Linked DNA regions of Homo sapiens: all the other regions are linked to region 3. A link is a loop called in an ENCODE intact Hi-C map of the cell type or tissue named here. Cell type or tissue: dorsolateral prefrontal cortex. All regions are shown on one strand.

Evidence for each region. Peaks named below come from ENCODE experiments on the same cell type or tissue, not always from the same donor. Only the 100,000 strongest peaks of a DNase experiment are listed, where the experiment ranks them.
Region 1: it touches region 3 in a loop (4-fold over the local background); 4 of 110 quality-filtered maps call a loop at or near these places.
Region 2: a loop joins it to region 3, with 7 times the contacts of the local background. A loop is called at or near these places in 21 of 110 quality-filtered maps.

The regions. Positions count from the first base shown.
Region 1 is chr1:243,705,135-243,713,134 of GRCh38, reverse strand. All of the region lies in intron 2 of AKT3 (AKT serine/threonine kinase 3), which reads left to right. Among named protein-coding and RNA genes, the nearest start is that of AKT3-IT1, 85 kb to the left of the region's middle. In dorsolateral prefrontal cortex, CTCF peaks have their summits at 42 and 4,765; no DNase peak of the experiment used is centred here; H3K4me3 peaks cover 332 bases; H3K27ac peaks cover 1,039 bases.
Region 2 is chr1:243,744,983-243,752,982 of GRCh38, reverse strand. All of the region lies in intron 2 of AKT3 (AKT serine/threonine kinase 3), which reads left to right. Among named protein-coding and RNA genes, the nearest start is that of AKT3-IT1, 45 kb to the left of the region's middle. In dorsolateral prefrontal cortex, CTCF peaks have their summits at 3,885 and 4,089 (motif pointing right); no DNase peak of the experiment used is centred here; H3K27ac peaks cover 329 bases.
Region 3 is chr1:243,471,893-243,479,892 of GRCh38, reverse strand. All of the region lies in intron 16 of SDCCAG8 (SHH signaling and ciliogenesis regulator SDCCAG8), which reads right to left. Among named protein-coding and RNA genes, the nearest start is that of MIR4677, 130 kb to the right of the region's middle. RefSeq lists silencers at 3,592-3,886, 3,907-4,080. In dorsolateral prefrontal cortex, a CTCF peak has its summit at 3,680; a DNase peak (open chromatin) is centred at 3,672; H3K4me3 peaks cover 2,567 bases; H3K27ac peaks cover 3,097 bases.

The DNA.
Region 1 (8,000 bases), 230 kb before region 3:
AGTCGGCACATAAACTATTTTAAACTGAATCGATTTGTTTCATAGCCTACCACTAGGGGTGAGGTAGAGAGTACCCAGTTTATTTTGTAAGTAATTCCATAATACTTTGAACTTAAATGTCGTTAGTTGTGAAACAAAGTTATATAGTAACCTGGCCTTTTTGATCAGTACATACTCTTTTTCTCATGGTTGTCATGGATTCTATAAATGACAAGCGTGCATTTTTATCAAGCATTAATGAGTTGGTTGTATATTTCCTTCTGATACATTCTTGACATTAGGTGTTAGAGATTTGATATATCTGGAATGTTTTCAAATGCTGTGATAACATTTATATTTAGATGGAAGTGAGCATGTTTACTTAAATGTCTGGTTTATTACTTTCACCTTAAATAATTGAGAAGAAACAGTGACCTTAGGTAAAAATTTTCCATATTACTTATTTTCTAGAACACCAAAAATTTTTGTAACATTTCAGAACCAATCAATATGAATGGAATAACTAGAAAACAAAAAAGAGAAGCTCTGACTTTTCTCCTTTTTTCTTTTTTCCGCCCAATGTGGACTTAACATTTCAAAAAAAAATATGTGTGGAGAATTAAAAAGTGCTTATGTTGACTTTTGGAACTCATGCCTTCCTAAAACATTTAAGGTTTTGTTGCATAATTATCAAGCAGAAATTGCCCAAAGCATGGTTGAAAGGCCAACGTACTGACAGAGCTTCGTGTCCAGAGTAATGTCTTTCTGAAAGAATTAAAGGAAGGTTATCTGTTATTTTCTGCTTTTCATAAAGAAATAGAGGTCAGGTCTATCTAGAAAAAACTTTCTCTCTCACCGTCAGTTTTTACTCAAGTGACTCTAATCCGTGTTTGCTGAAAAGGCATAGAAAATCATCAGCCACCTTGACTTTTCCTTTGTCTCATGTATTTATTTCTTTTATATAGGTGGCCGTGAATATATCCATATTTGTGTGTAGGATTATGTCCATGTATTTACAGTTTCATAGTCAATCCTAATATCCCTACCAAGTTTGGAGGCGAGCAGTATGCCATTTTTTAAGTAGAAGGTGTTTGTTATTAAAGTGAGAGGGTATGGTTTGTCAGTGGTCAGGATATTAATGAGTGACTGGGAAAAGCAAGCTTATACCAACTTTTATACACAAGCAAACTTGCAGGTCTATGCTTTATTAATGATATGTTACTTCTGATTCTTTCAGAGCCATTTGCTAAATCTTAGTAGTACAGGCAAGTATACATATTAAGGTGATTGAAATATTAAAGGCAGAATGTCTTTGAAGTTACAAAGACCAGATTTAAATATCACTTAACTTAGATGAGTGAATTTACTCATAGTCACTTAAACTATTTAAATGTGAATTTCTTCATCTTTTGAAAGAAGGAAACAATACTTGCTATTCAAGGATCTTGTGAAAACAAAATGAGATAATATATTTAGAATGTCTTGAATGAATTCAGTAGTAGCTGTTAGTATTTTTATTAGGTGTTATGTGCAAGTCTAGAGCTCTGTAGCTATTACAATTGGAGTATTTATATAATGCTCTGACTATCATAGAATAAGAATACCAAGCTGTAGAGGCTGTTTGAGAGAATGGTCACAGATAGAAGGTTGTTTCTTGGAACCTTATGTTTATTTAGGGATATATGATTGTTTTATAAATGTGGAGGGAAATAAATTATTTAAAGAAAATATAAAGAAAACAGTTGGATAAAAGTATTTCGGATGTATGGTATTAGTGGTTATTTAGTGATGATGATTTCAAATTTTGTTCTTTTGTTTGTTTGTTTTTGAGATGGAGTCTCACTCCGTCACCCAGGCTGGAGTGCAATGGCATGGTCTGAGCTCCCTGCAACCTCCACCTCCTGGGTTCAAGGGTTTCAAGCGATTCTCCTGCCTCAGCCTCCCGAGTAGCTGGGACTACAGGCACGTGCCACCACACCTGGCTAATTTTTGTATTTTTAGTAGAGACGGGGTTTCACTTTGTTGGCCAGGCTTGTCTGTAACTCCTGACCTTGTGAACCACCCGCCTTGGCCTCCCAAAGTGCTGGGATTACAGGCGTGAGCCACTGTGCCTGGCCAGCTGATTTCACATTTTGTTCTACAAAATTATTTTTCATACTTAAAAAAGTAACCTCAGTTTATTTTGGAGCTGAACTTTTCTCTGCTACGGCCAGTACTTAAGCTGTATTTGGGTTATTATCTTTAAAATGAGACTTTGGAACACCTAGCTAAAAATAATATTTCTTCTCCTCATGGAGGTTTAAAGCATTATTTGATTGTCACAACTCTTTATTTTGCAGATGAAGAAACTAATTAAGCTCACATAGGGATGAAAGTGCTGAGATAAGCAGAAGTGTTTTCTTAGAGAAGTAAAGAGGATATGGCTTTGGTCGACATGAGGAAGTCAGTAAACCTAAAAGTATGATTAATTCCCATACAGATGTAGGTGGTGGTTCTTTACATTTTTCTTTTCAAATTGTTTTCATCCGGCATTCCACGCTAGTAAATATTACTGAATAATTTTGGATGATGAGTCAAGGGTTGTTGTACCTGGGAGAGCCACCTAATTTAGTATTTAAGAGTCTTTCATAGGACGGGGTATAGTGACTAAGAACTTCTATTTTGGTTTAAAAGAATAAATTGGTTACACTAGAAAAATAACGCTCACTTTTGAATGGAGTGCTAGTAGCTTCATATAAGGATATTTTAATGTTTAATGGCACATGGTGATGGATGCCAGTATTTCTAGACAGATAGTTAAGTGTTACAGTCTAAATTTATAAACAAATAATTTTTGTTGTTTTTTATAAAAAACAACTTACAGTACCAAAGAAGTGGAAATATCCATAGCCTATGAAATATATCACAAATGAGGATGAAACTGTAAGGACATTTTCACAAATAAATGAAACCGTACTTGGTATATTTTCAGGATAATTCAGAAAACTTCAGAAACTTCTAGCTTTAATGTATATTTGAATTGTGCCTCATCAAAATACTGCATGAATAGCAATTTTTAAAAATATTGGCCAGTATGTTGAAAACAGAGTATTTCACTGTCTGACATATTGTTTAAGGCATCTTGCTAAATGTTTTGGCTTAAATTTTTTAATGTGTTTTAGTTCAAAAAAATCTGATTAAAGATGTGGGTAAACGTGGTAGCACTTTTTAGAACAGAAGATGATTAAGATACAAAGGCAGGAAAAGCATAAATCGTGAAGTTTGTCTATTTTTTTGGCCAAGCAAGTCACTTATTTGCTTGAGACTGGAACACAGCATCAAAGTTCATAATTTTATACTTCTAAGGAAGAACGCATAGAACAGCAGTTGTTGTTTCCTGGCATCTTTTTGAAGAGATATTTAAACGTAAGTATATATATTTATTATAGAAAAGAATTTTATAAAATGACCTTCATTCCCTTCCCTGAATTTGTAGTATGTTCAACTGTTAAGCTAGTTCCTTTTACCTTTTGATTTAGTAAAGAAGGATTTTAAATAGAATTTAAATTTTTATGATCTTAAAATATCCATGATATTATATACTTTAAAAAGAATAAGACTGTTTAGTAGTTCAAATTTTAAAAATCTAATTTATTCAAAGTTATGCTAAATAATGGCATAGTTCCTGAGTGGAGAACTACTATACTTTGAATTATAGAAGCAAGGACTTTTTTGAAAAAGTAAATACAAAACCTAAATAAAACACATTTTTACTAAATGGCAATCAGTGTCATCCACGTGAGATCTTGCTGTGTCAAAGTAAATTTGCTGTTTACCTGCTTGTAATAATTTTTATCTTCCTTCAATAGAAGCTCTTTTTTTTTTTCTTTTAATGCTAGGTTTTGTTTTTTTTTTTCTATATGGGAGAAGTGGTGGGACCTGGAAAGTTGGATAGTTACTAATTAACTTGTATGTAAAACTCTGACATAAAGATTAGCACTTTTTATATTCTTAAAGTAAAGGTCTATCATACCACTGGATTATATAGGGTAAGTTACTCAGTGTTTTGTATATAAAAAAAAAACTTTGATAAGTGAATGCTAGAAAACTTTTCCTTTCTGTGAAATAGCAAAAGGAATAAAACACCCAGTGTACATTGATTGACTTAGATTCTAGAATGGATAATCCTTATGCTATGTAAAGATTCTTAGTGTAAGAATCAGTTATGAAAACTCAGTGAGTGCTTCAACTCCACATTGCCAATTTGTCATTTGCATTATATTTCATTAATAAATGAGTGATTTGTAACAAACGAGTGTATTGGTATTGGCTGCTTTTAAGAAGACACTTTGGAACTGAATTGTTATCCTCCTCAAATTACTTTGTCTTTACTGAAAGATTGTATATTTAGATGTCCTGCAGTTTTTAAAAACAAATTATTCTACAGAGAGCAAAACAGGAACTTAGATTATTTATGCAATGTAAAATTCTTATATACTTTTTTATTTTATTGTATTTTGGATGACTTCAGTGATACTGATGATTCCATGCATTTTCCTTCCTGATGCCTTGGTTTTAAGAAAATCTTTCCTTTCAAAGTCACTGGAAACATTTGAAAACAGCATTATTATGCTTACTGAGGTACAGATAATGATGAGGAAAGAAATATGTACGTATAATGAGCAAATATGCCCATTTCATTTTAAGAAATTTGTTTTTATTAGTATGATAGGTAAAGATTGTTTTCTGAAATTTCTATGTGTTAGGTAATACTGCCCTCAGAGGGCCAAGGTAAGTAAATTCATTTTTAACATTGAGAAGCAGCTTTTCTATTTATATTATCTATAAGCTTTCTTTGGGGAGTACTCAAAATTATTTATTTGAGTAATTGAATAGTGTTTGATTTGTGGTTGCATTTCTTTGATTTGTTGTGTTCTTTTAAAATGTTTGTGCCCTTCAATTCGACGATATCATTTAAACATGTTCAGTTCTAGTCTAAGAAAATGTTAACATGACTGGCCATAAATTGTCAAATTAGATGGGTTCATAGAGAGTATAAGAAAATTACCTGGAAAAGTTAAGATGATTTTACTTGGCGGGTGCGTTTTAGTTTTTGTGTCTTTGATAGCAGATATTCTAGTATTCAAAATTATTTGAAGCCACACTTTTTAATATAGAGCAGTATTCATTAAAATGGAAGCATAGATTCCCTTCAGTTTTAAAAACTTAAGCATAATCACATCTTTCAAATATAATATGAATCAAGAGTAATTTACTTTGCTGTATATGCAGTGGCTATGTATAAATATACTAGAAGTTGAAATACACTTATTCCTGTGCACTTATAAAAGCATACGTTTTTAAAGTAGAGGTAAAGACCTGATATTGATGTGTGACTTAACACTTCTTTGAATTCAGAATATTGGGGATTAGATGATGATTAATTTTTGTAATAAGAAAGGAAGAGTGGGGAAGGCCTGATGTCAAAATAATGAGGTGTTCAGCATCATGCTGTATATCCATGTAACAAACCTGCACATGTACCTTCTGAATCTAAAATTAAAAAAACCCAGAATAATGAGTTGTGTCCTTTTTTCTTTTTGTATGGAGTAACTTTCTTATAATTTGAAAGAAACATTGCAATGTTTAGTAGTAAATTCAGTGGAAGGCTTTTGATTTTTTTGCCCTATAGTTAGTTGTTATTGAATTAAGAAAGATGATTTCTGTGACAGTTGGTATTGTCAGTCTTTCACTAGAGATTTCAATGAGTTAAACATAAGCGACACTCAGTTCATTATTCTTAGTAATGAGGGATGAAGACAGGACATAAGCAAAGTGAATAACAAAAATAGAAATTTTATCCACAAAAAATCAATACCTCCTTTGCTCAGCTAATGTGCAATAGTGATAGTCTAGACAAATTAAAGAAATTCCATTTTATTTTAAACACTCTAGTTACTTTTGTGTAGTCTAACATATTGTACATATTAGGTACTCACTAAATCTCCTTTGATTGGTTTCCTTAGCCTTACTCTGAGATGTTTTATTCAGTTAACAAATGCTTACATAATGCTTGCAGTGAGCTAGATGTTGTTCTACATGCTTTACAAACTTTAATTTATTTCTCCATTATTATTGTCCCCATTTTCCAGAAGAGGAAGCTGAGACCCAGAGAGATTAAACAGCATTCACTGTCTCTCACACAGCTAGTGAGTGACAGAACTGGCATTTGAACCCAGGCAGTCCAGCTTGAGAGTGTGCGCTCCCAACCACTCTTTGAATCTTAACTCTGTCCTTTACTAGCTTGTCCCAGTGTCTCAGAGCCTCAGCATGGCTCTCTGTGAAAAGTGAGAATACTGCAGCACCAGTCTCAGTGTTGCTGTGAAGAGGGCTCTGTAAGTGAAGCCTGAGCACAGTGCCTGGCTGAGGACATTCATGTTTCCTTTTCTTCCTTGCTCTTACCTCTTCTTCCTTTCACCACTTAACATGCTGTGGTACAAGACTCAATCAGTACATTGTCTAAGGAGAACAAAGGAGGGAAGAGAGGAGTTATGAAGGGCATGGATTCATCCTCAGAATAGTGGAGCTCTCGGTTTGATGCAGTGCCATTTTAGGGTCCATACTACTAGACTTTTCTTAGAGGAAAAACTCCTTGGTAAGAGTCTAAGATAAAGTCCTATTAGTTTTTATTCTGTAGAGCATTGATGTTAGTATAGGAGTGGGATGGGTGGGTTGAACCACCTGAGAGTTTTTTCAGATGGCACAGACCACCTCCTGATGAGCAAGCACTACAGCCTGCCTTCTCTGCAAACTCCCAGTTAGTGCTGTAGTGAGGCACCATTATTGTTATTTGTCATATCCATCAGGCATGTTCTAACAGAAAAGTGGATTGAACCATACGAGGTTGTGTTATAGAGAGACTTCTCTGTTTGAGAGAGCTTTTCTGACAGGAGTATAGTCTTTATTTCAAATGGTGGTAGGTTTATTTAGTCATTGAATTAATGGTTATTGCCCACCTCTGTGGTAGTTTCTTGCGTTATGGACTCACTGCTTCCATATTTGGTATTCATTAAGGTTATTTACTGCAGTGTATATGCCATGTATGATATTATATTTAGATAATATAAGGTGGTAAAATGGGAAATATTTACAATAAGGAAGTTTTAAAGTTTCTGATGAAATTATATTTTTAAATTGGTCTATATTTATAATAGTTTAAAATTCTATGACTACTTTTTGAAAATGGTGCAAGAATGACTTTGTGTTAAATCCGGTGTGTGGAACTGGAAACTCTGCTCTAATGCAGTAAACAGATTTTTAAAAAGAAAGCTCTGCTTTCACAGCCTACAAGGGTGCAGATGTAAGCAAAATAATAACTTAGCTCACACTTAACCCAGCAGGAGGCTGCGTACAGATTGAGTAATTCTCCACAACATACCTACTGCTATGTAAACTAAAGTCACCGTTTATTCTTCATTAAATTGCCAGGATGCTTTCTGTTGGCTAGTCCGTGTGGATGCTTTGTTCTCTGTGTCTCCACCCAATGCCCCTGTGCCTTCCTTACTCACCTTGCTTTTCTCTTAGAGTAAAACTGGGTACTGTAACTCTATTAAGATGTTATTGTGTTTAAGAGAATAATTTAAAAGCATCACTTTGGTTAAAAATGTAATGTTTCCTAAAAACAAGTGGAACAAGGATTTGATTAGTCAATTTACCGAATATCATGAAACAAATACCAGAATACTTAAGGGTAGATGATAATTATGCAGTTTTCTGGAAAACAAAAGAAAATTGTAAAGCAGATAAAAGTACTAACAAACCAACCATACTGAGATCTTAGAGAAGTTGCCATTCTAACATCTTGTGGTTGGTATTCAATGCATAGGTATTTTTCTCATCATCTCATCAGCTTCAAAGCAAAACATGGACCCCAGCTTTCTTTAGGAAGCCGATATGAAAACTATACTTCATAATATTGCTTCTCGGACTTTTGGCTAAGATGAAGTGAAAACTGTACTTAATGTAAAAATGACAAGTTCATG
Region 2 (8,000 bases), 270 kb before region 3:
ATTGGGAAAGGGGGTAGAAACTATGCCAAAATTCCATTTGCCCACTTCAGATGTCTGCTTGGGACGAAGTCTGTGCCTGGGAAAAGGGATGAAAACTTTAACTTCCTTTCCCCCCACACTTTCATCCCAAGAGCCTAGAATTAGAGCTGATTTAATGGTACTAACTAGTACTGTTAAACTAACTAGTACTGTTAATAGACCTTTATGACAGCATCCTCAGAGTTAACTATTTATATAATTGTTCTCTGGAGCAAAGCATTCAGAGTTCCCAGAAGCTACAGTGAATTTCACACCACTTATAAACCAAGGGACTACCTGCAAAGTGTTTCTGTTATTTTAAAATCTAAAGTCTATTTGAATTTGAAAAAATAAAATGAAAAGTTGAAAATACCAAATCTAAGACTTGTGTGTAATTGAAATGAGGTTGTTTTAGAAAATTAAATTTGGCAAGTGATTAATGCTTAATAAGGAGTAATTGTTTTATCTATTTTAGGGAAAAATTAATTTAACAAACCTATTATTATGTGAAATTTAGGTAATGAACATGGGCAGTACATAATTTCCGTAACATTTATAGCATCGACCACAAAAAGGCTGAATTAGTGTCATCAAATACAAAGAATGTTCATTTCAGAATCAAAGCTGTTCGGAAAGCAGTGCTCATGGTTACTATAATTAATTCAACATTTCAGGACTATTTAAAATTGTTATGTCATATCACTTTAGTAGATATACCTTTCAGATGCATATATGCCTGATTTTGGATAAGTGTATTTTTTGTACTTTTCAGTTTAAAAATTTTTTTCTTAGTTAAAAATGTTCTCTCATTTAATGATTTTTGGTTTTGTATCAAAAGCAAAGAAACTTTCAGTTATCTCTTAAATAATAAAACAGAGGTCGCCCAACCTGCACTGTTTTGGACCCTGTATACAGCATTAACCCAGCTCAACAGCTGGCTGTGATTGGCTAGCCAATCAGAGTACCAATTCTGTAGTGTCCTCCACCTTTCCCTGAAGCTAGTAGAGTTTTGGTTGAGTGGGGTATAAATGTGAATAGCAGATTAGCTAATTAAAATGGTCCTAGATAGTTGTAGGCTCCAGTGCTGAAGTTCCTGGAGGATAATCCAACCTCCCTAAACTCTCTTGATACCGAAGAACTCACCTGGAATAGCTACAGCCTACTTTTCTGTCCCCCTCCCCACCTTCCCTGCAAGCTCTCTTCCCCTGTGGGCTGGGTCCTGTTTCAGCTCTTCCATGCATGTCTCAGGAACTGTTCCTGTAGACAAAGGTCCATTCAGCACTAGAATGCTTTTTCCAGGCTGCATTTCTAAATCTGAGTCCCTGTGTATCTTCCAGATCAAAGTGCCCCTCTCCCCACAACAATGGACTAGATTTGCCAGGGCCTCATAGCAGAATATCCTGTCTGACTCTCTCTTCACTAGACTAAGGAGAAAAAATAACAAAACAAAAATGAAGAATTTATTTTAAAAGATGAATATAGCATTCCCCCCTCCCCTAAAAAGAAATGAGCAACTATTACTTACACAAAATGTAGATACAACTGTATTCCTTGTAGGATTACTTATTAAAGCTTTCTTGATACGTAAATCTAAATCCAAGCGTTTGGCATGAATGTCTGCTTCATTTATCATTGCCTTGGATATGCTTTAAAGAGTCTGTCACAGCTGGTCTACAAATGGATTTTTGCACACACCAAAACTTGCCTTGTGGCAAATGTTTTATAAAAGTTGTATAGAGGCTTCAAATATTGTTCTTCATGATTCTTTGCTGCTAATTTTCCAGAAGTCCTTCTCTTTCAGAGTCTTTTTTTTTTTGAGAAGCATTTAAGAAAATTATGTTGAGTTTGGTGTAAATTAGAGTTGTGACAAATTATAGAGCAGTTTTCACAAGTAAAATTGGGCCAGTTAGCTCAGAATTAGAAAATTAATCTTTTTCCAAAGCATTATCTCACTTTCTGTGTGTTTGTAGTGTTTATAGACTGATAGTATCAGTACCAACAGCTAAAACAAAAGTCAGTTTTTTTTCTTTTAAAAAACATTATTTCTTTTTAATGAACAGTTATTGAAGTATTGGCCTTAATTGGCTAGGTGTGGTGGCTCATACCTGTAATCCCAGCACTTTGGGAGGCCGAGGCGGGCAGATCACCGGAGGTCAGGAGTTTGAGGTCAGCCTGGCCAACACAGTGAAACTCCGTCTCTACTAAAAATACCAAAATTAGCCAGGTGTGATGGCAGGCACCTGTAGTCCCAGCTACTCGAGAAGCTGAAGCAGGAGAATCACTTGAACCCAGGAGGCAGAGTTTGCAGTGAACTGAGATTGTGCCACTGCACTCCAGCCTGGGCGACAAAGGGAGACTCTGTCTCAAAAAAAAAAAAAAAAGATTAGCCTTAATCAACAAGCATTTACTAATAACTTACCGGTAAAGAGTAGTATATTCAGATTTAAAACATTTTGAAGAAATGCCCAGAAGTGGAGGACAAAGGCATTGAGCTTGCTGTCCTTGTAAAATACCGTGTGTGCGTGCGTGCGTGTGTGTGTGTGTGTGTGTGTGTGTATACGTGCATGCATGTGAGAGGGGAGAGAAGGTGGGAGAAGGAGGCATACAGTAGTTGCAAGTTAACATAATAGAGAATTTTTAAAACCTTAGGACACATCTAAAGATGATACAAAATGTATGTTAATGCAAGATAAAATTTGGTTTATTAGGGACAGTGAATTATGATTTGAAATAATTGGGGCAAATTTAACCAAGTAGGGTTAAAGCATTACTTTGAAGGAAAGGAGGGTATTAAGCAGTACATAATTTTGAGCTAAATTCATAGGCAAATCAATTTCTATTTAGAAACTGAAGCACTTTCTTTATAAAAGCATGACTTCGCCTCTTTATTTGCTCAAGTATATATGAGGCCATATTGCATTTAGCCTATATGAGAAGGAGAAGAAAGCAGAGAAGGAGTTATGAGGGAGATTGGAAGAGAATAAAAAGATCACTTCACTTTAGATGCCAAGCAAGAGCAATTATTACAGCATTATTTCAGGATTCAAGGACAACAAGGCCTGTAAAGAGGCCACTGATAACCTCATTGGTGACTTTGTGGAGATCAGTAGTAGTGATGGTAAATAGCAAATTGGCAGGAGTTGAAGAGTGAATGGATACTGAAGAAATGGAGACAGTAATCATAGATTTTTCTTCTGAGTTATTTTTTGATAAAAGGAAAGAAAATAGATTACAGCAAGCCAAAGAAAGATGATTTTTGGATGGGATGTTTTGAGCATATTCATAGGTTGAAGGAATGGAGTCAAAATACAGAGGGAAATTCAGAAAGATCCAAGAGAGAGATTCATCATTTGACATAATCAAATCTTAGATGACAGTAAAGATGGGACACAAGAAAGAGGGGTTAGTTCTTGAAAACTAGAATGTATATGACTTCCTTTGTTATAAGTAAAGGGGGTATTCTGAATGTTTGAAGTAGAGAGCTGGGAAGTTGAAGTTATTCACGTTTAATGGTTTCCCTGCTTTCTAGGAAGTAGGGATATTATAAAATGAGAAAGATGGGGTTGGGGGAGAGGGGTTTGAAGAGGGATAAAGAAGATGTGGCATGATTCCTTTAGAAAACAATCATGATCAAGTCAACTAGAGATGAATGAAATAATTTCCCAGGTTTGCATGAATTATGATAGATTTATTTGGTTTAGTTTCGTGATTTAGTATAGCAGTACTCAGAAGAGTTCCACATAAAATGGATTATATCATATACCTAGGATGGAGACTGATAAGATGTGTATAATGAAAGAAAAAGTGGATTAGAAAAATATAGAATGATCAGGGATTCCATAGAATGAGACAAGTAGAAGGGAACTTTTCAACTGAGAAAATAGGGAGAGAATGAAGGACTAGAAGTGGTAAGGAAAAGGAAGGAGGAAGTTCAGTAGAACTGAGGAAATTATAATATTAGCTTAAAATATTAAAGTATTCATGCAACAGTGTGTGAGGGCCTGCCATATGCTAGGTACTGTTCATTTGTATTTACAACAGATGAAGTACCAAGTAGTACTTCAATGGAGTTGCCACTAGATGTCACTCTGATTCGTATGGTAAGGCTAACCTTGACACGTACTCAAGATTGGGGCTTTGAAAGTCAGACCTGTATAAACAGGCAATTTTTAATAGCCTATGCAGATCAATTATTATCCAGAAATCTTATTCATATAACTAAACTACTTTTGAGAGAATATTCTCATGAGAACAAAACCTCTCAAATTTGAAAACTTCAAGTTATTAATACTGTGTTTGCATTATTGATTTATTTTTATTATCTTAATCACACTAAATAGTATTTCTCAGTGAACTTTAACATTTTCTGAAATTCTACATTAAAGTTTGTGAATTTATTTTCTTTATATTGTTTTATTTACTTATCTGCTGAATTGGTTCTGGTTTTATAGGGACTAATGAATTTTTATAAGCACTAATAAAGCTGCTTCTTTCTAAGTGGTGAAGATTGTGCATGTGAACACCAAAGTTGTGAGTATAGTTTTACACTGTGTGGCCTTCCTATCAACTAGAAGGAAGAACACTGTCTATCCAACTCTTGTTTTTTTTTTTAAGTCCCATTCTTGTTTTCTGTTCAATCAGTATAGCTTTGCCTCTTTATCTTCATGTTGAAATAAAGGGTCATGTTTAGAAAGCTTGTCAGAATTCCTGCCTATCCACAATTTTTTACAACTTGGTTCTTTCAAAACTCTGAACAATTTTGGATAGCTATGCAATATAAATATTAAAACACAAAAAACCAGACACACCAGCAAACCATGTTGATTTCCACTGAATCATATAAACAATACCCAGGCATGCTATATGTTTTAAAAGATATATTTATGTTTGTGTATCTTTTAATTTTTTCTTCATTTGACAGGGGAAAGATGTGAGATTATACAGCATTGCTAGAACCGTTGGGCCTTAGTATAAAACAATTTACAGGTCATTATGGTTGAAAAAGCATAGCATCACATTTTTTGCATGTGCTATGCCTAGGTATATTTCAGTGCTTGCTTCAGACATCGTTTCATTACTGACTCTTACCGATCCTTGTTATTCATTATGGTGTTAAGTAATTTTTAGCCATGTTTGCAAGAAACCTATACTATGTCTTAAGTGAACTGTCTTACATTTATCCCTTTTGATTTTTTTTGTGTTTATGGATAAAGTCAGTTTACAATAAGTTTAATGTGGTTTTCTATGGTAATTCCCAATGTGATACTAAGAGTTTCATTTGCAAAGGTACCTATTTACTAAGCATGTTGTTAGGTGACATTTTGGTCTGTTCATTGAAGATATCTCCCTTTAATCTCTTCATTGTGTCTTGGGAAAGAAGTCATTTTGCTTTGGACAAGTGAACGTGAACATGCTGCATTTACTGGGCTGTACTGGGTAGAATACAAGTACAAGAGAGAAGGTCAGTTACAACTTAGCAGCAATGGCAATGTAATTTTACTTTCCCCAAATTTTGTTGAAGCAGTCATTAAGAATTACACTCTATAATAAAAAAAGCATGAAAATATGATGCAGAAATCTCCGTTAATGAAATTCCTCTTGAAATTATCCTCTAATTCCCTTTTAATTCTCAAATTCACTTTGCCGTATAACTTTCAAAATGAAACTTCTGACATTTTTGTTTGTTCTTGGAAAAAGTGTTCATTTCTTTGCAGTTTTACGGTGAAAATAATATCCTATATTTCTTTTTAGGAATATATTCCTTTGTTGTGCTAGGAACAGTAAGTTTATTTAGATAATAGCCATCTACACTCTCTATCTCTAATCCCCAAAGGCCTTAACCTCCATTAGGAATAAATGTAGATTTTTGTTTGCTTGAAATAGCTTCCTGGGCATGTAAAAACCCCTTTGACATCATTATTTAGGGGCTCCCATCCTCCCAATGGAATCACAGCCTAATACAAAAACTTTGCAGCTGGTGAGCTCCCAAAGCCCCTTTTGATGATTGTTGTTAAACTCAGCATGGCAGCTTGCAGTTGTTCCTTTCCTGTACTGCCCCCCACCCCCCATGTTCATGTTCTTCATGACAATAAGAATTCTCCAGAGGTAAAACACAGGGCTGAAAATTTCTGATGTCTCCTTCATCCTCTGTTTCTTCTCATTCATTTCCATTCTAAGCATATTTATAAAGTTTAGTGGAGATTATCAAGGGAAAGATTCGTTCTCTCTCTGTCTCTAATAAACTAATTTCTTTAAAAACAAACAATTGAATATGAAAGCATTGAATATGCAGAGGTTATGAGACCCCTCATCTTTTCTGTAGAGTATGTTAGTTTCAGGTACATTAGAAATCAGAGGTCCTGGCTGTGACTTAGTTCAAACTTGGAAGTTTCTTATGTCATACTGTGTTCTTTATTGATAAAGTGAGGGGACAAATAACCCAAGCAAGTGGTAATTAAATGATTCATTAACTCAGTGACACACTAATTGACCAGAAATTTTCTCTAAAGTTTTTGTTCTAACTTTAACTGGCTGTATCAAGTATAGGCTTATGTTGGTATTATTTAGGGGAAAAAACATTTATCACTCAAGATAAAGCATGTTTAGCTCATTGAAATGTAAAGACAGAATACATTTTAATAGAACAATTACATATGATATGATTTAGATATTATGAAAATAACAACCATAATTGAGAAAGATCTAAAAAGACCTGGGACTGATAGGCAAGTTAGAAATGGACGTTAAATTATTGAAAAAAACATACGGAGACAAACATGTTAGAAAATAAAGTACTCCCTATGTTTGAGTTTAGTAAAATAAGCATTAAAATAGGGCTAAATGGAAACAGAAACAAAGCAAAGTAAAAAATCATCGAATGAACCTGAAAGATCTTTTTGATTCCACATAGGGAATTTGTTTTTTTGAAGTTTTTGATACCTGCATTAAAGCTGAATTTTAGAGTTAATGCAGATTTTGCTACATTAATTTTTTTGAAGTTCTGAATGCATTGAGTTTTGGAAACTATTTTCAGGATGAATACTACGGGTACTGCAGATGCTCACTTTATATAATTATGTGTCTTGAATTAATTAAATCCAACTTCAAAGGCATGTATCGGAAATTCCTTTGCATAATAAAACCTCCATTCCTAGTGCCAGTGATAAAATGAGCAGCAGAATGGTTTAGCAGGGGTGTCCAGTCTTTTGACTTCCCTGGGACACATTGGAAGAGGAATTGTCTTGGGCCACACGATGAGCTAAAAAAAAATCAAAATAAATCCTATAATGTTTTAAGCTCGTGAATTGTGTTGAGGCGCATTCAAAGCTGTTCTGGGCTGCATGTGGCCTGAGGGTCACAGGTTGGACAAGCTTGGTTTAAAGGGAATAGGGACAAATTCTCATTCCAGAGAGCTGAGTACTGACTAATATCATCTATTACCACATACTTTTGTGACCCTGGGCAAATCACTTTTCCTGTTTTTGTAAAATAAGGAGGATTGACCAAAATCATCTCTAAATCCATACATGTTTTTAGTATGCTCTGATCATTTTAAAATAAATAATTTTGACATCATATCTCGTTTTCTTAAAAATTGATATGCCCAATACTCTTATTTTATTTTTGAGACAGGATCTCCCTCTGTTGCCCAGGCTGGAGTGCAGTGGCATGATCATAGCTCACTGCAACCTCAACCTCCTGGGCTCAAGTAATCCTTCCACCTCAGCCTCTTGAGTAGCTGGGACTGTACAGGTGCACACCACCACGCCGGGCTAATTTTTAAATTTTCCGTAGAGGACGGGCTTACCATATTGCCCAGGCTGGTCTTGAACTCCTGGGCTCAAGTGATCCTCTTGCCTCAGCCTCCCCACCCCAAAAAAATCCTGCTAGGATTACAGGCCTGAGCCACTGCCCCCAGCCTACTTTTATTTTAGAACTGAGAGCTTCAGTAAGATCATAACAGGAAAATTTAAAATCTCCCC
Region 3 (8,000 bases):
CTGATGAATTCTTAAGCATGAGAACCACTGGTACATTCTAATTCACAGTATTAATCACACATACGAAATGAGTTCTTCTGGAGAATAATTTTTGTGTGGCTTCAATTTTCATCATCAAAACAACCAACTGTCTACATGAAAACTCTCCTAGTCTGCTCCTAAAATACTCTGGCGTCAGTCATGAGAACTTAAGTAAATCCTGTGATCACTTTGAATCTCAGTTTCCTCACATGTGAAATGAGAGGAGAAAACTAGAAGTGAGGTCGGCAAACTTCAGACTACAGGCCACTGCCTGTTTCTGTATGATCTGCCAATTGAGAGTGATTTTTACATTTTAAAATGATTTTTAAAAATCAAAAGGAGTATAATATGTGAACACTGCATGAAATTCAACTTGCAGCGCCCCTAAATAAACTTTCATTGAAACCCAGCCATGCCCATTCATTCACGTTTTGTCTATGGCTGCTTTTGCACCATAACGGCCGAGTAGCTGCGACAGAGAACATATGGCCATGGAGCCTACAATATTTATTACCTGACCTTTTAAAGTTTGCCAGCCTCGGGGCTAGAAGATGACTACATTCTCCTCCAGCTCCATATTTCTACAATCCTATTACTTTACAGATTTTACTGTGTTCCTATCTTCAAATATCGCTAGCTATTTACATAGCAATACACCTAGTCAGCAAGCTGAAGTTTTGAAAATGCAATTACTGCTCTAGGTCATTAATTCTAGTGAATAAACCATGTTAATGTAAAGCTGTATTACTTTGTTCCAACACTTAACCATTGCTGCGGCATTTTACATAATTCCATCTCGTGAACGAGGTCCTATCAGTGAGAACAAGCAGTGTGCTGAGGCTTCCGGAACACGCTCTAGCCCATTATCCTTGCTCAGAACATTAAGGCACTTTCTTTTTTTTTTTTTTTTTTTTTGAGACAGAGTCTCACTCTGTGGCCAGGCTGGAGTGCAGTGGCACAACCTCGGCCCACTGCAACCTCCGCCTCCCGGGTTCAAATGATTCTCCTGCCTCAGCCTCCCGAGTAGCTGGGACTACAGGCACACACCACCACGCTCAGCTAATTTTTTTTATTTTCAGTGGAGTTGGGGTTTAACCACGTTGGCCAGGATGGTCTCGATCTCTTGATCTCATGATCCGCCCACCTCAGCTTCCCAAAGTGCTGGGATTACAGGCGTGACATTAACGCACTTTTAGTGGCTGGTTTGCTGTTTACATTTCCCGTGCCTAAATCTACCCTATTCAATAATGGTTTCAATAAAGGAATTCTTCCTGAGGATCGTGCAGTGGGGAGGGGGTACCACCTTCAATGAAGAGAATGTATGTCCTGTACTGCCCCTTTCCTGGCTCATTCTCTCAGATTCCTAATTAGCCTTGGCTGCCTGCAGAGGAAGAACAGGGGGCTCCTTGGGGATGCCCCCAAGTGATGGGGGGATCAAGTCCTGCTCTTCTCATGAAAAGAATCATATTATGTTAGGGCTGAGAGGCACCTTAGAGAACATTCAGTTCAGCCCATTATGGTGAAGCCAAGAAAGTATAAGTGACTTGCCCAAGGTCAGGCAGCCTGTCTGTAGTAAATCTGGCGCTAGAGCCCACATCTCTTGACTCTAAATCCAGTGAGCTTTGCAGCATCTCAAAATCCTTTTTTGAAACGCCCGACATTCTTCTATTCCATGTCAAACTTGAGAATTTAAGGGAAGGACCCTGAGAGAGAGAACACGCTGGGTAACCTTCTGGGCAGCAGCTGACACCAGTTCATTTTCCGAGGCCTGGGGGCGGGAGAAGAGGGAAATCCCTAGGCCAGGGATTCCCCAATGAGCTCAGTGAGGAGAACCAGACTTGATTTTAATTCTTTTAAAATTTCCAATCTATTGTAGACTAATGGTTTTGTGGAGTACAATAAAAAGGAGGAAGCAGTGTTTGATTGTTTTGAAAATTTCTGACTCAATTTCAGTTCTTGCCTCATCCCAGACCAGTAACAGTTTGAGGACCGTACTCTGGAAACCACACTCTGAGCCACATTGATCTCATCCACAGACTGGTGTTGGCACAAAGGATGCAAAAGAGGCCAGAAGCTTGGAAGACCATGTTGGGAAGCCCACAGTGCCACACTGGCCCCCAGTGAATGGGCCCATGGCCAAGGGGACACTTTCAGCTCTTCAAGCTCCAGCACAGCTGCCTCTGACAGGAACCTAAAGCCTCTGACAATATCACCGAGGCTCTTCAAAGACCAACTTCTTCAAACAGTGCTTCTACCAAAAAGGAGGCACAGCTTCATCTTAGGGCAATTAGATCTGTTGAATCACTACCTTGTAACCTTCTTAAAATACAAGTGCTATCGAACCAAGGCTGAGTTTGTAATACCTTTGGAAGACTGGGCATGAATAAAGGATCCTGACACCATGAAACAGGAGTTGACACGTTATGAATCTTAGACTTTGAAGAACCTAGAAGACCATCTGCCTGAAGTAAGAGTTACCTTAATCAGCTTTGTCTCAAGCAAGAACAGACTAATGGTGAGGATAGCCCCACTGTGCAAAGGAAATGGGACAGAGGAATGGAAATTGTTGAAAATCAGAATCTTTGCAGAGTAGTATCTATGCTGCATGTGGCTCAAGGCCATACAGAAGCACCAGCAGGAAAACCCACACTGCCACGCACACTGTACCCTACCTCACCCTAAAGCCGTCCTTAAAAATGGGTTTATTTGGAAATAATGTCAAACTTATAAAAAGTTGCAAGAATATTACAGAGAATACCAACATACCCTTTATTCAAATTCACCTACTGTAATAATTTTGCCCCATCTGATTGATTACGCTCTCCTGCCTTTCTCTCTGTGTGTGTGTGTGTGTGTGTGTGTGTGTGTGTGTACAGAACCAGTTGACAGTAAGCTGCATGCACCATTGCCCTTTTATCTTATATGCTACAGTGTGTATTTCCTAAGGATAAAGGCATTCTCTTACAGAACCACAGTATATTACCAACTACAGTCAATTTCATATTGATCTAATAGCTTCATCTAACCTACTGAATTGGATTCTAATCTTGTTGACTGGCCCAATAATGTTCCTTTCTTCCCACTCCAGAAAAGATCCTTCATACTTAGTTGGCATGTCTCTATTTAGACTTCTTTAACCCAGAGTGATTACAAGCCAGTTTTATTTTGTTGAATGCTATTTGCAACTGAATTACCAATAGTCTTAACGGAAGACATGGAACTATCAGACGCATGGAGGTCCTGTTCAGTTGCCATCTTGGGTTTGGGGGGCACACTGCTGTGTTTTCAGGAAGTTTCTGTTTGAATGGGGACTTTCTGGTGCTCCCAGAGACTAAAACCCTCCTGGTGTGGTCCCAGAGTATGTCACGTTCCACACTGTGGTGAGGTCTTCCTCAATTTCCTTCATATTTGACCATTCTTGGGATAGTCAAACTAGCCACAGAGGTGTGATGGCATAAGATTGGGCCCACAGCAGCTAAGTAACCAGATTCAATCACTACAGCCCACTTATTGGCACACATCTTAATTAGGTTTTAATGCAAGTAATTTGATAACAACTCCTGGCCGTCCGCTACGGAACCGTCAATGCTGAAAGCTTTTTATTTAGCTCCTCTTCTGTCCAAACCAAGGCAGCCTCCCCGCTGACCCTTGTCAAAGAACCCCATCTGCTGGTTGCCACGGTAACTGAAGGCGACCAATTGAGCTGAACAGAGTGACTCAGAAATAAAATCTGCAGCCAAAGGAATTCTGCAAAGAGCAATAAATCATTCAGTAAAAGGGGGTCCTCCACACACTGATGAGTGTTGGGATAATATGATGGCATAACTCTTCCAGCTAGAAGGTCCATGACAGATCAGAGTGATTAGGCCTGCTGGAGGGCTCATTTGGTTTCTAGTGGGTTCCAGCAGCAGACGAGATGGAGCCTGCCCAGTTGTGTGCCACTGTGGGGGAGAAGGAATACGCGGAGTCAATTTTTAATATTTGGGCTGCAAAATTTTGCTTTTTGAGGAGTGGCAAGAGAACCAGTCTAGGCTTCCAACACCCCTTCCTCTATTTTTCAAAAGTAGCACACGTTCACAGAATGCCCCATTTTAGCCCAAAAAGCACCTTGAGCCTTGAGGAAGGTGACAAAGAACAAATACCAAGATTGCTTTGCAATATGCCAGTTTAGCACCATCTCTCTGTCATCAATCAACTTTTAGGTGTTCCAACCAGAAACCCTCTGTGTGCATAAGCCTTGGGTCCTCGCGAAAGCAGGGGAGAGCCTGGGATTCAACTCAGAGGCCCCAGAGGATCTCTGAGGATGATCTGAGAGCGGACGAGGGGTTTGTCTCTCCCCAGGACTGGGTCAGTGTTGCTTATGGAGCCCCATACACATCCTTCCCACATTAAGATTTCCTGAGTAAGAGGCGCCGGAGGGAAGGGGGAGCAGGGGCCTTCTTCCAGGCTGCTCCCGGTTACAGTACACAGTGGCCCCTCACCCCTCACACCACAGGCCATGGGTCCCAGTCACAGCCCCCACTCCTGGTGAGCACCTGCTGGGTAGACTCGGAAACCCCTGCAGGCAATAGAAAGACCCCCGCCCCAGACATGCTAAACCATCCAGACAGTATTCACTGCTATATGTCCGTCTCTTGGTTGTGTTGGGAGAAGCAAAGCTTAGTGGCGGCGGTAGAACTGCCCTGATAGCAAATGACAACAGGAGAGGGGCTGTAGGACAGGGCTCAGGGCCTGTGCGTGTCCGGGAGGGGCTGCAGGACAGAGCTTGGGCCTGTGCGTGTCTGGGGGCGGCCTGCCCTGCCAGCTCCTCTCCTCCCAGGCTGAATGCCACCTTTTACAGAGGTGCATTGGCAGGATCCGGACATTCCCCCAATCCCTGACCCACATGGCAATGGGGTACCCTATTACTAAGTCATCCCTAGAGATAATTTTCTGCTTCAGAAAAGAGCAACTGCTAAACAGAAGGTAGATTTTTCCCCGATTCTAAATGCTGCCAATAAAATGCTTCAGTCTCGGAGTTGAGTGAAATTCCGTTGACGGAGTTAGGAGCGGCTGTGCACGTTCAGGACGAGCCTCCTCCCTTACTCAACCAGTCCGAGGAGGAGCGCATCTAGCCGAGCCCTGCGCTGCCACGCCGCGTCCCGGGAGCTCCCAGCCTGCCTTCCACCCCACGCTGGGCAATTGTGCCTCTGCAGGTGGAACAGACCGCAGGGCTCCACGTGCGCCTCCCGCACGCCAGCACCTGCTCTCGGGCCACCGCGGAGCGCTCCAGGCAGGAGACACCCCTCTCCCTCGCCGGGCAGGGTGGCCTAGGCGGCCAGGTCTCAGCGCTGCCGGGCGGTGCACCGTCCTCTCGGCCTCCCTGCCCACCCAGACCTCCCGGCGGCTGCTTCGACTCTGGATACTAGGCCCGGGCTCGGCCGAGTCCCGAAGCCGCGCGAGAGGGCCTGGAGCCCGCACCTGGAGGGCAGCCGGCCGGGGCTTGGGGAGGCTGGGTGCGGAGCATCTGGCTCAGGCGACTCCACGGGGGCTCGCAGGGCCTCTGGACTTTGGCAGAAGGAGAGGATTAAACCGGGATGACGGTTGAGAGGAGGAGATGGGTGAAAGCTTCATTAACTCCATGCTCACGTCCCAAGTTCTTTCCCCTGAGAGGCAATGAGTAAAAAGGTTGATTTCCCCGCGATGGGAAAGGTGCTGCGTGATTGCATTTGCTTTTCTTACCTTTTAATTCCTTATTTGTAAACCAATGAATCATTGTTTGTCAGTGATCATGAAGGACTCAAATTTTAATAAACAGGAAAAAAAAAATCTTGGCTAATAGGCCAAAGAAATACTGCAACCCGTTTACATTTCTATGTTAGTGATTAAGCTTCTCATGTGACTTAATTGAAACTGGCAAGGATCTTGAGAACTCAAAGAAGTACTCCCCCGGCCCCCCCCCCCCCCCCCGCCGGCAACTCTCCTCCAATAACCAAACTCATTTGTAAGACCCCTCCTAAAAAGTGCCATGGAAAATGGAGCTTCCTGATTCCATAAAAATATTTTCAGTAAGTACTGCTTCATGACAGTTGTTCAGACTTGAATTCCCTTCCTCTCTTTACAAAGTTACCGTTTAGTTTCACTTCTGAGCCCTACTTCCAATTCTTTGTCTCTGCTCACTCTCCCGCTTTCTCCTCCATATTTCAATTCCCAGACACTCTTGAACTTTTGCACACGCTGCCAGTTTGAGCCTGCACAGAATAATCAGTATATTAATTCCACTCGGAGACAGTGAGATTTTTCTAACACAATCTGCCCAACCTGAACTCTTTCCTTCAGAAACACTTCGCCTTTAAAAAGAAACTTCCCAGCATGAACCTCATAAGAAGCGACATGTAACAGACAGTGCATGTGGCGCTGGGCATGCAGCTCAGAATTAAAAGAGAATTTTTTACTTTGTTTCTTCAGTGCCATGTGCATAATGTACATGTGGATGAAACTGACATCAGACATTTAAAGCAAGAAGGGGTAGGGGGAGGGGGATGTGATGGTGGCGGGAAAGAGAGAGAAAATATGTTGATAAAAACAGTAACTTCTGTTAATCTACATTTTTCAGTCACTGTCTTAATTAAGAATGTTAGGAAATATGTTGCAGTTTAATTGCATTGTTTCAAGAAATTCTAAGACTGACAAATTTGGGACCATGTACACTTGGAAGGTAAAAGAGATTAAAGTAGGGATTTCTTCCAATTGGTGGATAACAATCAAAATTATGCTTTCTACAGACACACCCCCCACACCCCCGCAGAGATCCTAAACTCGGAAGACAAAGTAAGAATATCCTAGCACTTAACATGTTCAGCATGAAATGAGTTCTGAAAATTTAAAAACGTGTTTTAAAACCTAGGTATATGAGATAAATTTTAAATACAAAGAATTGACACAGGAGAAATAGTACTTTATCTGAAATTTCTGGTGGACATTTATGTTTGTAGAAAATATTTATGAAGGAATTTGGTAACAATCTTCAAGTGATTTTCAGATGACCTTGTTTAAGATAGTAAAAGTTGTTTGCTGGAGTCACAAATCCATAAAAATAATAACAGTTTGAAGACACTTGAGATTTCTAGACTTGTGTCCTGTTCTCCTGCTGGAGTTCAGTCACACATTCTCCAGGTTTCATTTCTTTTTTTGAGGAAGCCTTTGCATTGTTCCACAGCAAATAAATTAGAATGTATTTTCATTGCTCGAAGTACCTTTGAGGGAAGCTGCAGTAGGCATGACAGCTTCCTATTTCCCACAGTTGACCATAGGTGACTCATTTTCAGCCTGGACACAGCTGACCATAAGTGAATTCATTTTTAACCTGGATGCTGCATTTCTTACTTGCTTCCGTTTTTGGGGTCATTGCCTGTGAGAAAGGAGGAAGGGCACTCTGCCCCCATGGTGTGCAGCACAGACCAGGTACTGACCTCTTTCTCCAGCCCTGGACTTAGAAACAGACAAACAAACAAAAATGCCCACCAGGTACTGACCAGCTACTCTCAGGGACTCAAGCTGATGACTTAATTCAAACTGGTTTGATGATTTAGTCAGATAAATGGACAGGTTCTTTGACTGAATCAACTAGCCATTTTATCTTCCATTAAGCACAATGTATGACACACCTGGAGCCTCAGGCTTTGTTATCTACCCCAGAGAGGAGGCAGACCTAACTATATCAGCAGCTAAAGACACTGCACTGCATGTGCCATGACCCTGAAACATCAACAAAACAAGATCTGTTTGCCCTAAAAGGCAGCTGAAATGTCCAAAGAGCCTTCCTATGAGAAGAAACTCACCAGATCTGTTCTAGTTGTGAGGTCTCACTGCTTCTCCCGCCTCCAGCCTCCCAAAATAAGAATGGCCTGAGAACCTGACCACAGTTGAAATACTGCCCATGTGTTGCCAGCCTCACAGTGTTTCAGTTCTCCAATTTACAGTATATTCATACAGTATTT